Regions from separate parts of the Homo sapiens genome. Here region 2 is linked to region 1. Evidence: chromatin contacts called from ENCODE Hi-C or POLR2A ChIA-PET data. All regions are on one chromosome and are shown on one strand. The core of a region is the stretch at or near the end of the contact, and the rest is flanking DNA. Distances in the headings are between cores, read along the strand shown.

What was found. Hi-C counts contacts between places; a loop is a spot of excess contacts on that map. ChIA-PET counts read pairs that join two places held with the same protein, here RNA polymerase II (POLR2A). Pooled maps may share reads with other maps.
Region 2: a map of chondrocyte shows a loop between it and region 1 (2.6-fold over the local background). The contact joins two enhancer-like sites. A Hi-C loop is called at or near these places in 1 of 168 maps with a recorded cell type or tissue (chondrocyte) and 5 of 50 pooled maps. POLR2A ChIA-PET finds 5 or more read pairs at or near these places in 2 of 52 experiments (AG04449 and AG04450).

Annotation. Positions count from the first base shown.
Region 1 is chr15:68,303,657-68,309,564 of GRCh38, reverse strand. ITGA11 (integrin subunit alpha 11) reads left to right here. Exons shown (of 30, transcript NM_001004439.2): 27 at 1,869-1,979; 28 at 2,122-2,217; 29 at 5,680-5,793. Among named protein-coding and RNA genes, the nearest start is that of FEM1B, 29 kb to the right of the region's middle. RefSeq lists a silencer at 2,683-2,772. Within about 2 kb of position 3,189, at least 6 of the 41 ENCODE cell types and tissues checked have a DNase peak (open chromatin) inside an H3K27ac peak, as active enhancers do.
Region 2 is chr15:68,415,236-68,421,143 of GRCh38, reverse strand. All of the region lies in intron 1 of ITGA11 (integrin subunit alpha 11), which reads left to right. Among named protein-coding and RNA genes, the nearest start is that of ITGA11, 14 kb to the left of the region's middle. Within about 2 kb of position 2,468, at least 9 of the 41 ENCODE cell types and tissues checked have a DNase peak (open chromatin) inside an H3K27ac peak, as active enhancers do.

The DNA.
Region 1 (5,908 bases), core at 1,940-4,439:
CAGGACTCTTAGTCATTTAAGAATGGACTACATGGTTGGTATCATTGCTTACAAAAGTGTCTTGAACTTGATGGGCTTATGTTGAGAAGTAAAATTTAATTTTTAATTTTTACCTTTTAATTCCATTTTTCCACAAACTTTTTGAAGTCCCTTTGAGAGGAGCGAGCAGGAGCATTGTCATGGTGGAGAAGGAGTCTCTGGTGACATTTTCCCAGCCATTTTTCTGCTAAAGCTTTGATTAACTTTCTCACAACACTGTCATAATAACCAGATGTTCTCATTCTTTGGCCCTCCAGAAAGTCAACAAGCAAAATGTTCTGAGCATTCCGAAAAACTGTTACCATAACCTTTGCTCTTGACTGATCTGTGTTTGCTTTGACTGGACCACATCCACCTCTTGGTAGCCATTGCTTTTTTTGTGCTTTGTCTTCAGGATGGTACTGGCAAAGCCATCTTTTATCCGTTATAATTATTTGAAGAAATGCTTCAGGATCTTGATGTCACTTGTTTAAAATTTCCATTGAAAGTTCTGCTCTTTTCTGCAGCTGATCTGGGTGCAACAGATTGGGCACCCGTCAAGCGGAAATTTTGCTCAACTTTAATTTTTCAATCAGAATGATGTAAACTAAGCCAACTGAGCTGTCTATAGTGTTGGCTAATGGTTCTGCTGTTAATTGTCAGGCTTCTTCAGTGAGGGCCTGAACAAGATTTTTTTTTTCCTCACAAATTGATATGAATGATCTGCTGCTGCAAGCTCCATCTTCAGTGTCCTCTAATCCCTTTTCTTTTCTTTTCTTTTCTTTCTTTTCTTTTCTTTTCTTTTGAGACAGAGTCTGGCTCGGTCACCCAGCTGGAGTGCAGTGGCACGATCTCGGCTCACTGCGACCTCCGCCTCCCGGGTTCAAGTGATTCTCCTGCCTCAGCCTCCCAAGTAGTTGGGACTACAGGCGCGTGCCACCACGGCTGGCTAATTTTTTGTATTTTTTTAATAGAGACGGGGTTTCACTGTGTTAGCCAGGATGGTCTCGATCTCCTGACCTTGTGATCCGCCTGCCTTGGCCTCCCAAAGTGCTGAGATTACAGGCGTGAGCCACCATGCCCAGCCCTCTAGTCCTTCTTAAAACAAGTTATCCATTTGCAAACTGCTGATTTCTTTGTGATATCATCCCCATCAACTTTTTATAAAGCATCAGTGATTTCACTGTTCTTTCACTCAAGTTTCACCATAAATTTGATGTTTGTTTTTGCTTCAATTTTAGCAGAATTCATGTTGCTCAGATAGGGGCTCTTTTCAAACTGATGTCTTATCTTTCTTAGTGCCTCAAACTAGATCCTGTTCACATAGGTTACAACAAGTTAATACGAGTTTATTTTGGGGCAAAAAAAGTTTTGGAATCCATGCATAATTTTTCCATAATACACATTTTCCATGAACTTTATGAAGACCCCTTTTATCTGATTCAGGAAGTTCCCTGGGAGTTTTTATCATGAACAGAAGTTGGACTTCCTAAAATACTTTTTCTGCATCTGTTGCAGCGATCATAGAATTTTTTATCTTAATGTGTTTATATGGTGATAGGAAACATTTATAGATTCCCTAATGTTGAACAAAAGTTCTGTCCCTGGAATATATCCAGGCCGGTCACAATGTACAGCTTCAAGTGGAGCATCAGATATACCATCCTTCATTTGTCCTTCAGTCATCCCCTGGCAGACGCAATGCACATGTCCCCCACTCCCAACTTTCTCTTTGTCCCCTGTCCTCTGCCCCTGCCCCCAGGAGCAGAGCCCCAGTCGTTCAAGCAGTGTTGCTGCCCCCTGCTCCCCTAGCCCAGCAGCTCAGCCCTGAGACCCATCTTCTCTTTCAGAATCACAGCAACTCTGATGTCGTCTCCATCAACTGCAATATACGGCTGGTCCCCAACCAGGAAATCAATTTCCATCTACTGGGGAACCTGTGGTTGAGGTCCCTAAAAGCAGTAAGTAGAGCCCCTGGGCTGGGCTGGAAGGAAGAAGGGAAAGGGGGCGGCTGTTGGGATGTCTTCCACCTGGGGCTGCCTGGGGAGGGGACGGGAAGAAAAGCTTCCAAGCCAGCTTCTGACGAGCCCTCTGATTGCACAGCTCAAGTACAAATCCATGAAAATCATGGTCAACGCAGCCTTGCAGAGGCAGTTCCACAGCCCCTTCATCTTCCGTGAGGAGGATCCCAGCCGCCAGGTGAGCCCCTGGGAGCCCTGCAGAACTGGGCTTAGGCCGGACAGCTTGGGAAAGGGTTGGCCGTGCTCCTCTATAGAGTTTTCCTACAACCCCTGGCTGCATGTCCCAGCAGGAGAGAATCAGGCAGACCTGTGGGCTGTTAGGGCAGCCGCTGAAAAGAGGGAAAAAAGCAAGACAAAGCCTCAGGGGCAACACTAGGGAAGGTCCAGAGGTCTGGTGTGAACTGAATTTGTGAAGACCAAAGGATGGGAGATGCCTCGGTATCAGCCTCTGTTAGTTGCGTAAAAGCAGATTGTTACAGATTACACTGGCTTCATCCAGGGTCCAGGAAAGGAGTGAGACTCTGTGAGACCCAACGAGAAGTGAGGTCTTAAAGAAAAGCCCATTCCTGGAAGAAGTGGCAAAGGAAGAAAAAAGAAAAGAAATAAATTTGTAAAAGAAAGCAAGCAAGCAAAGCCCAGTCCTGTGGAAATAGACAGGGCAGCCGGGCGTGGGACGCTGCTGCCCTCCACTGGCCACACCCCAGAAATGCCAGCTTGGGCTCCAGGCAAACATTCCTATTACAGAGGCGGAGTAAGCTCCCAACACCACCCCAGGGAGATGCTGGAGAGCAAAGAGGCGGGGTCAGGAAGCATCCCTTATAAAACAATCCAACAAAAACCAATCACAGCCAGGGCAGGGGGATGCCAGGCAGAGGGGTATCAGGATCCACCTAAGGAGCTTTTTTGTTTGTTCATTCATTTGGCATTTGTTGGGTGTGTCTCCTACGGCTTGGGCCCCAAAGGGGAAACAGAGATAAATTAGGCAGACAGGGAAACAGTGACAATAAATGGGTGAGTGCAGTCTGGGGGTGAGCACAGGCCCGGAGGGGAGCGATTCCGAGCGAGGGACATCCCCGGAAAGCTTTCTGGAGACTGTTTGAACCGAATCTTGAAAGATGCTGCAATGTTCCCAGCATCCAAGAGAGGGAGGTGTGGTACAGGCACCCCCGCTCCCCCACACATACCCTGCTCACACACACAGAGAGAGAGAGAGAGAACCCTTCTTCTCACATTGATGCTTGTCTTTTAGGTGACTTTTCCTTCTTCCACCCCCACTCAACCCCCCAAAAAATTCCTCTATACTCTCTGGATGCCTCACTCCCTTTTTTTTTTTTTTGAGACGGAGTCTTGCTCTGTCACCCAGGCTAGAGTGCGTTGGCAGGATCTCGGCTCACTGCCAGCTCCACCTCCCAGGTTCATGCCATTCTCCTGCCTCAGCCTCCCGGGTAGCAGGTATTACAGGCGCCCGCCACTACGCCTGGCTAATTTTTTTTTTTTTTTTTTAGTAGAGACAGGGTTTCACTGTGTTAGCCAGGATGGTCTCGATCTCCTGACCTCATGATCTGCCCGCCTCGGCTTCCCAAAGTGCTGGGATTACAGGCATGAGCCACCGTGCCCGGCCATGCCTCATTTCTCTTTTAGAAATCCAGCAACCCCAAAATTAAGCCCCTGTATGCTGGGCTGTGTGCTAGGTGCTGGCGCTGGGGAGGCAGAGCCAGGTGCCCGCCTTGAGGGACAGAAAGAGCACACATAAGGGCCCTGCCATTTGCTGGCCCCCAGCTGTGTGCTGAACATGGTGACAGACCTCTCAACACTGTGAGGCACTGTCCCCACCCCCATCTCTCAGGTATGCACACCGAGGCATGTGAGATGAGGCAGGAGGGACAGTGACTTGCCTCAAGTTGAACAGTGAGTCAGTGGCCAAAGGAGGGCTCTGTCTGCTGTTGCAGGTGGTCCATTCACTCCACATGGCTCTGTCTGCTGTTGCAGGTGGTCCATTCACTCCACGTGTTAGCTGAGCTCCTGCTACATTCCCGGCACGGCTCCAGGTTCTGAGGATAGAGCAGGGACAAAACAGACAAAGCCCCCACTCTCCTACAGCTGACATTCCAGGCAGGCAATAAACATAAATATAAACGTTATCAACTGGTGATAAGGGCTACCCAGAAAAAGGCACACATCTAAGGGTGGAGTGCCAGGGGGTGCTGTTTTATACAGGGGAGTTGGGAAAAGCCTCTCCAATAAAGTGACATCAGACAGAGACCATGAGGAAGACAGGAGTGTCTCGTGGCTGCGTGAGGGAAACCCTTGCAGGCAGAGGGAATAGCAATGCCTACAGCAGGCACGCCATGGCATGCATGCTGGAGGCCAGGTGGCTGAAAGCTGGAGTAAAGCAAGAGGGAGCAGGAGGTGAGGTCAGCAAGACAGGTGGGACCCGAGAGGGGAGGGCCTTGCAGGCCAGGGCCAGGACTGCACTTTTTACTTTGAGCTTGAGCAGAGCAGAGCAGAGCATAAGCCTGCCTTCCTCGTTAGAAGGATCCCTCTAGTTGCTATGCTAAGAACAAACTGCAGAGGGGAGGCAGTCGGGCAGCGCTGTAGTCTCCAGAGGAGATGTGAGGGCACTCAGGCCCAGGAGGTGGGAGTGGTGGCCACATTCCAGGTGTTTCCAAGGTAGAATGGACAGACTTTGCTGCTGGGCTCCGTGTGGGTGTGAGAGTTAGGGTCAGTGATGGATACATGGCTTCTGGCCTGAGCAGCGCGGAGGGATAGTGCTGCCATTTGCTTAGGTGAGAAAGAGCTGGAAAGAGCAGGCTTCGGGGGCTGGGGTGTTAAGAGCTTGGTTAGGGGCCTGTTACAGTTGCCAGGCAGGCCAGGAGACAGTCGGTGTGAGCCTGGAATTCAGCGGAGAATCCAGGCGGACGACAGAAATGTGAGAGCAGTCGGCGTGTAGACGGTGATAGCCACAGGACTGAGGGAGCTGGCCTGGGCTTACTTTCTGACCTTCACGCCCTGGCCACTTTTGCCTTTGGGACACCTTCCTCCATAGGAAAAAAGTATTTAAAATTATGGTTTATAACCATGTTGATACAAAGATTAAAAAATGTTATCCAAGCTGGATTCTATTCCATTTTTTCCTCTAATTTTAAAAGAAATGTAAACATTTTCATGGGCTCCTAAAAGTGTTATGGGCCTTGGCACCATGACTACTGTGACTCGTGGGAAAGTCAGCCCTGAGTTCACCCAGGAAGTGACTCTAGAAAAAGAAGAGGTGCAAGGACTGAACCGTGGGAGACACTGACCTTTAGAAGTGCGGGAGGCGATGCGGAGGCAGCAAAGGGAGAAGGAGTAGCCCATGTGGTGGGAGGAGGATCCAGGGAGTGGCGGGGGCCTGAGGCCAAAGGCAGCAAGTGTCTCAAGGAGGCAGGATCACTTGGGCCACTGAACCCAGTGTCGGCTGTTCAGGCAGTGGTCGTCCTGAGGCCTTGGCTGGCCTGTCCACCCATCCCTCTGGTATCCCCCTGAGGAAGAGGATGCAGCTCCCCCACCAGGTGCCAGCTGTCTCCACCCTCCTGCCCCTCCCAGACTGCCACCCCAGCCCCAGAAGAGTAATGCTGTTGGCCCGGCCCCCCTCCCCTTGCAGATCGTGTTTGAGATCTCCAAGCAAGAGGACTGGCAGGTCCCCATCTGGATCATTGTAGGCAGCACCCTGGGGGGCCTCCTACTGCTGGCCCTGCTGGTCCTGGCACTGTGGAAGGTGAGGGCCCTGGCAGGGGAGGGAAGGAGCAGCATCCTGGCTGGTGGGCCCAGGCTCCAGCCCCTGGAACTTCGTGGCCGCTGCCACGTTCTCCTCTCCAGGGGAGCTGGCACCC
Region 2 (5,908 bases), core at 1,219-3,718, 110 kb before region 1:
AAAAACCTTCCATGGCTCCCATCTGCTAAATCCAAATGCCTTAGTTGGCTTTCGGTTTCCTCTCAGAGGCCTCAGCCCACTGTTCTGTTCTTACCATTCCTCACAGCACACACTCCGGCATCCTGCCCACCAAACCTCAGGCAGTTTACTCCAACATGCTTCTCCCATTGAGGCCTTGCCTCGGGCTCCTACCTAAAATTCAACCCCCCTGCATGCATTCACATGCATAAACTCCCCTCCTATCCCCCTTCCCTGCTTTAGTCTCTCCGAGGCTTTTAATATTATCTCACATTATTACCTGTTTTATTTATTCATGTTGTATATTGCCTGCTCCGATGGAATGTAATCCTGAGAGCAAAGATTTTTGTCTGTTGAGTTTACTTACGCATCCCAGGGCCCAGAACAGTGCTTGGCCAGAGTACACAAGTGATAAATAGTTCAAGAATGAATCAATCAATCAGTTAAAATCTCCCCACCCGCCTGCCACAGTTGCTAGAAATCCCATTTACTAATCAATCACTCCTTTTAGATAAGCCAATCCTCCTCCTTACGACCCCAGGCTACTAGGTAGGTATACATTCAGTCCTGACTTTTCCCTGTCCACTTGTTATCAAAGGCTTTCTTTCCAGACAAGAAGAGGTTGGTGGCCATTGAGCATCGCTTACAAATGGGCAGAGCGAGGAAGGTTGCTGAAGGGAGGAAGGGCTCTGGAAGGGAGGGGAACCTTAGAAAGGAGTAAATTGGCTCACAGCAGGCAGTCCAGGTCAGCCCAGCTGGCCCCATGCTATTCATCACTATTTACTATGACTCTGAGATGACACAAGGAGACAGGGGAATGGCCTTGTTTTTACACAGTGAAAACCTAGTTATATAATGGGACTTCCTAGGAAACAAGGGGGCAGGGAGCATGCAGCAGAAATTTTAAATGCCTCATTTCCCACAAAAGGGTAGTGATTCAGACATCATCTATATGCCACAGAATGTGGCCATGTTGTTTAGCACCCAAGAAGGAGCTGGGAGTGCCCAGAAAAGATGGTGGGAGCTGAACATAGACCCCAGATTACAGTCCAATCCCTGGGAACCACCAAGCCAGAATCTGTCCTGGTGGCTTGGGAGATGACATGAAACCCATTGCACAGGTGGAGAGACTGAGTCTGAGCCTAACAAAGTCCATATTAGGAGCCTGTTCCACTGACATAAGGTTTCAACACTGGTCTCGACACTTAATGGCAACAGTAATACTAGCTAACATAGAAGTTAAGTAACTTAGCCAAGATCACCCGGATGATAAAGTCACAGCCTGGCATTTGAAGCCAGGCAGTCTGACTCGAGAGACTGCAATTCTGAGAGGTCAAGTGTCTTGCCCAAGGTCATACATCTGCTGCTAAACAAGAGAGCCAGAATCCAAACCTCTCAAGACTTCCATTCGATCTCTTCTAAAATAAATGTTTGGCCTTCATGTTTCTAAAAGCCCTTTAGGGGCTATGCTTCCATGCTGCCATGAACATTTCCTGAGCCAGAACCTCAATCCTGATTGTAAACCCAGATGTAACAGGAGAAAGAAGTTGACAACAGGGACTCTATTTCCAAACAATGGGTACACTCAGTACGGGGTTGGCCCTTCCTCATCCACAGGTTCATGAGGGGTCCTGGGCCTCAGGGGTTCTCTGAGAGGCCTCAGCACCAAGGGTCTGCCTGGGAGGGCCCTTAACAGAGCCTGAACATCCCAAACAAATGGCCACTCTAGGCTTGCATCCCTCCAGTGATGGGGGCTCACCACTTTGCATGGTAGTCCTTCATTTTCTAGCAAAGGCAGATGGAGTCATGAGCCCTTGACTCCTTTAAGGACCTAAAAGTAGCAGTAGACATTTGAGATCGTTTTGCAACCATGAAAAATTGGCCTGTACTGAAAACCAAAAAGACCTCTGCATAACCCTCAGAGAACAAAAACACTTCCACTCCCCAAAGTCCGCCATCCCCACCAAGCCTAGACAATGGCATCTGGTGGATCTCTGTTAAATTCCATGCAGCCAGAGACCTTTTCAGATGGGTGTGGGTATATCCACTGGAGGGCGGGCCCTGCAGGCTTAGAAGGGAAGGGCCCCCACAATTCCTTTTTTTAGTTTGCATTCAAAGAGCAGGGCAGACTGGCCCAGTAGTTCTCTGAGTCCTCTTCACCCTACTTCCTCTCGTCTGAGGGAAAGCCCTGCCACAAATTGCATATCCTGAGCCTTGTCTTGCTCTTATTTTGCCCAAACACTCTCTGGGCTGGGGCTCATCCCACATGCACAGGGCTCTTGATCCACACACCCATGACAAGCAGGAGACAAGCTTAGGAGTTGGAAAACCAAAACCAAACTGTCTGAGCTCTTTGAGATGGTCAGTATGCCAGGAAAGGGAGGGACTCACTGTCCAATTCAGCTCCAGTTGAAATGGCCTGAAGCCAGAATCAGTGTGGGCAGGGCCGCCACGTACAGCTGTACCGGCTGTGCGCTACATGATTTACATCAACTACAATGTAAACAGCATCCTCTGCAGTTGTGTAGTAAAGTGACCTCAGGAAGGGGGTGGGGGGGTGGGTAAAGAAAGTGATAAAGGTGTACATAAATGGGCTTTTAAAAATCCTACACAGGGACTTAAAGCATCGAGTCCTGTGTGTGCCTTTCACAGATAAGGCAACTGAGGGCCATGTGAAGTAAGAAACTGGTCCAAAGTTGCAAAGCAATTTAGAAACCATACTGGCAATAGAACCAGGATTTCTGAAGCCAAATCCAGTACTCTAAGTTCCTTCCCTCCCTGAGGCTCTATCACTTTCCCCTTTAACCCCTTATTGGAAGGTTAGTGTCTTAGAAGCCTGAATACTTCTATTCATTTTTTCCGTCTCATTTAACAAATGTATATAGATCACCTATTGTGAGCTAGGCATTGTTCTAGATGCTAAGGATAAAGTGGGGAGACAGACACACTGATTCTGGCTCTTGGGATGGGATAGAAAGAATTCCTATCATTCTTATTTGTAGTATTTGCCAATTACCATGATGTAAATCCTCCCACCATGGTCGTTTTCAAGCTGCCAACATGACATCACTGAATGGGAAGAGTGCACACAATCAGCTCTTGTATGCAGACTCCAGCACACATTAGTCCCTTCCTTTGTGGAACTTAAACTCCAGTGGGAGAGGAGACAGTGTCCAAGTAGGCAAACAGCTCTTATAACCACCTGTAATTATTTTTAATTGTAAAATACATAAAGAAGATGTTGTGAGGGAGAAGAACAGATTCTCCATAGCAATGGATTCTCCTTTCTCAGAGGCCATGGCGTTAAAACTGGAGGTTGAGAAGGAGCCAGCTGAGAAAAGTTCTTGGGGAAGAATGTTCCAGACAAAGGGGACTGCAAATGCAAAGATCTCAAAGTGGGAAACAGCTTGGTGTATCTGAGGAACAGAGAGGAAGACGGTGAAGCTGGAAGGTAGTAAGTGAGAAAGCAAATCCGCAGGGCCTGGTGGGCCCTGGGAAGGGTCTAGAATCTATTCTAAATGCAATGGAGGAACTCTCGGGGGCTTTAAGCAGAGCCAGGATCTAGTTCACACCGTTGAAAGATCACTGTGGCTGCTGCAAAGAGCATAGCTTGAAGCTGAGCAAAATTGGAATGAGGGACCAGTTGGAAAACTCTAGTGCAAGTCTAAATACAAAATGAAGAGGATGGCTTAGTCCAAGTATGGCAGAAGAGACAGAGAGGAGTGGGCACATTGGAGAGGAATGGAGGGCTAGAACTTGCAGGATTTGCTGATGGGAAGTAAAGGAAAATCATAAGGAATGACTTCCAAGCTTCTGGCTTGAGCCATCTGGTGGGTGGTAATGCCATTTCCTGCAATGGGGACAAAACCATTTAAGAAGCGAAAACCTGGGTTCCTTTTCCAGCATGTGAAATGTGAGATGTTATGAGACATCCAAGTGAAATGTCCTATAAGCAGCCAGGAAATTGATTGTGGGGCTCAAAGGGCAGGCCTGGGCTGGGTGGGGTGAAATATGGGGTCCTCAGGAGCTCGGGCCATGTTGAGGCCAAGGTCCCACACACTCGCTCAGACAGAGCAAGACTCTGTCTCAAAAAAAAAGAGGAGGTCCATTTTGATCACTTTTCCTACACAGAGAAAATGATAAATGATGTAAGATGGAAAAATACACTAGTTTTCATAAAAAACTGTGACCCTTGTTTTTGTTTTTTACGGAGATGGGGTCTCCATATGTCACCCGGTTTGGAGTGCAGTGGTGCGATCTTGGCTTACTGCAACCTCTGCCTCCCTGGTTCAAGCAATTCTCCTACCTCAGCCTCCCGAGTAGGTGGGATTACAGATGCCTGCCACTAGGCCCAGCTAATTTTTTGTATTTTAGTAGAGACGGGGTTTCACCATGTTGCCCAGGCTGGTCTCGAACTCCTGAGCTCAGGCAATCCGCCTCCCAAAGTGCTAGGATTATAGGTGTGAGCCACCGCACCCAGCCATGACCCTTGTTCTTGAAGAAGATGATCCATATATTCTCTGAAGGCATGAGATGGCTGTCCAGGGCTCGGAGGAAAAATAATGTTAATTACAGTCAGTCTCAATGTGCTGTTTGCTGCTTTAAAGTTTTAGGCCTGTTTTCCTTGAGCTTGACATCTGCTTAACCAGCCCATTGGCAAACTCCTGAGTTCTCAGAAAAAGATACAAAGGACTGCCGAGGCTCTCACCAGCCCTTGCTCGTTCTCTGTCTCCCTGTCTCCGGATGCTTCTGTGAGTCTCTGTTTCAGCCTACATGCCACCTGCCCTAGCCGACATTTGTTCTCCTCTGCAACCCCAGGGAAGGGACCCTCACTCCTCCACAGGCTGCCCAGCCCCAGATTGATTGTTTTTTTCTGATTTGGAGAATTCTTCCTCATATAGAGCTGCAAATGCTTTTGATGGCTGAGGGGAGGCTGTTGTGATAAGTCACTTGTTAACAAGCATTAGTTTATCTACCATACAACAGGACATTGAGGGGATGGGACAGATAACAGGCAAGGCTTTTGATGAGATGACAAGACTGAAGTAGAAGAGAGGGAGGCAGGCCAGGGTCAGGGTGCTCCAAGGTTGCAGGCACCCAGTGTGTGTGATGAGGATGTGCCAGGGCCTGGCTGAAAGGGGAGGTGGAATTGACAGAGGACAGTGGGTGAATGGCAGGCTGCTCTGCATCCCTCTACTTAGGCCCTTCTTGGATGAATATCAAGTTCATCTGATAAGCTCACCCCTGGTGGCAGGCAGCACCTGCTTCACTCTTTCTGAGCATCCACATCAAGGCCAGCTGAATCTTCAAGACTCTCAGCTGACGCAGACCCTGGAACTCACCTAGTGATGGCTCCCAGCCCCTCATGACACACATGAGCTCTCTGCTTCCTGGTGTGTTCTTTTTCACATGCTTAACATTCGAGAGGGCATGTGAGCACATCCCTATCTAGGGCTCCTCCTCCCGGGGAAGGTGGACACTGTGGCTGCAGCTCCATGACACAGGCCTTGCCTCAAACCACTGGCGTGCTCAGAGCCACTCCCTGCCGGAAGCAGCAGTGGGTGTGGACTGGGGACGTGCTGTTTCCCAAATGAGATAATCTCCCCCAGAGATTCTGCTAAGAAATGAGGGGTGTGCTCATACCATGGGGACAGATGATGCTTTTCCACAGAAGCCCCCCGTGCTGCTGAAATCCTTCTCCTTTCCCTTCTGTGGCCAGTCTCTCTATCCAGCCTTCAAATGGACAGCACCCTCCATCCCTTGAACCCCTCCCCTTTCTCTAGACTCCATCAGAAGACACAATTTCTTCGTCCCATTATTCCTCCCCGTCTTCTCCAGTGAGCTGCGTTCTGACCTGCACAAAGGCTGGGGAAGCCAAGAGACACATCCA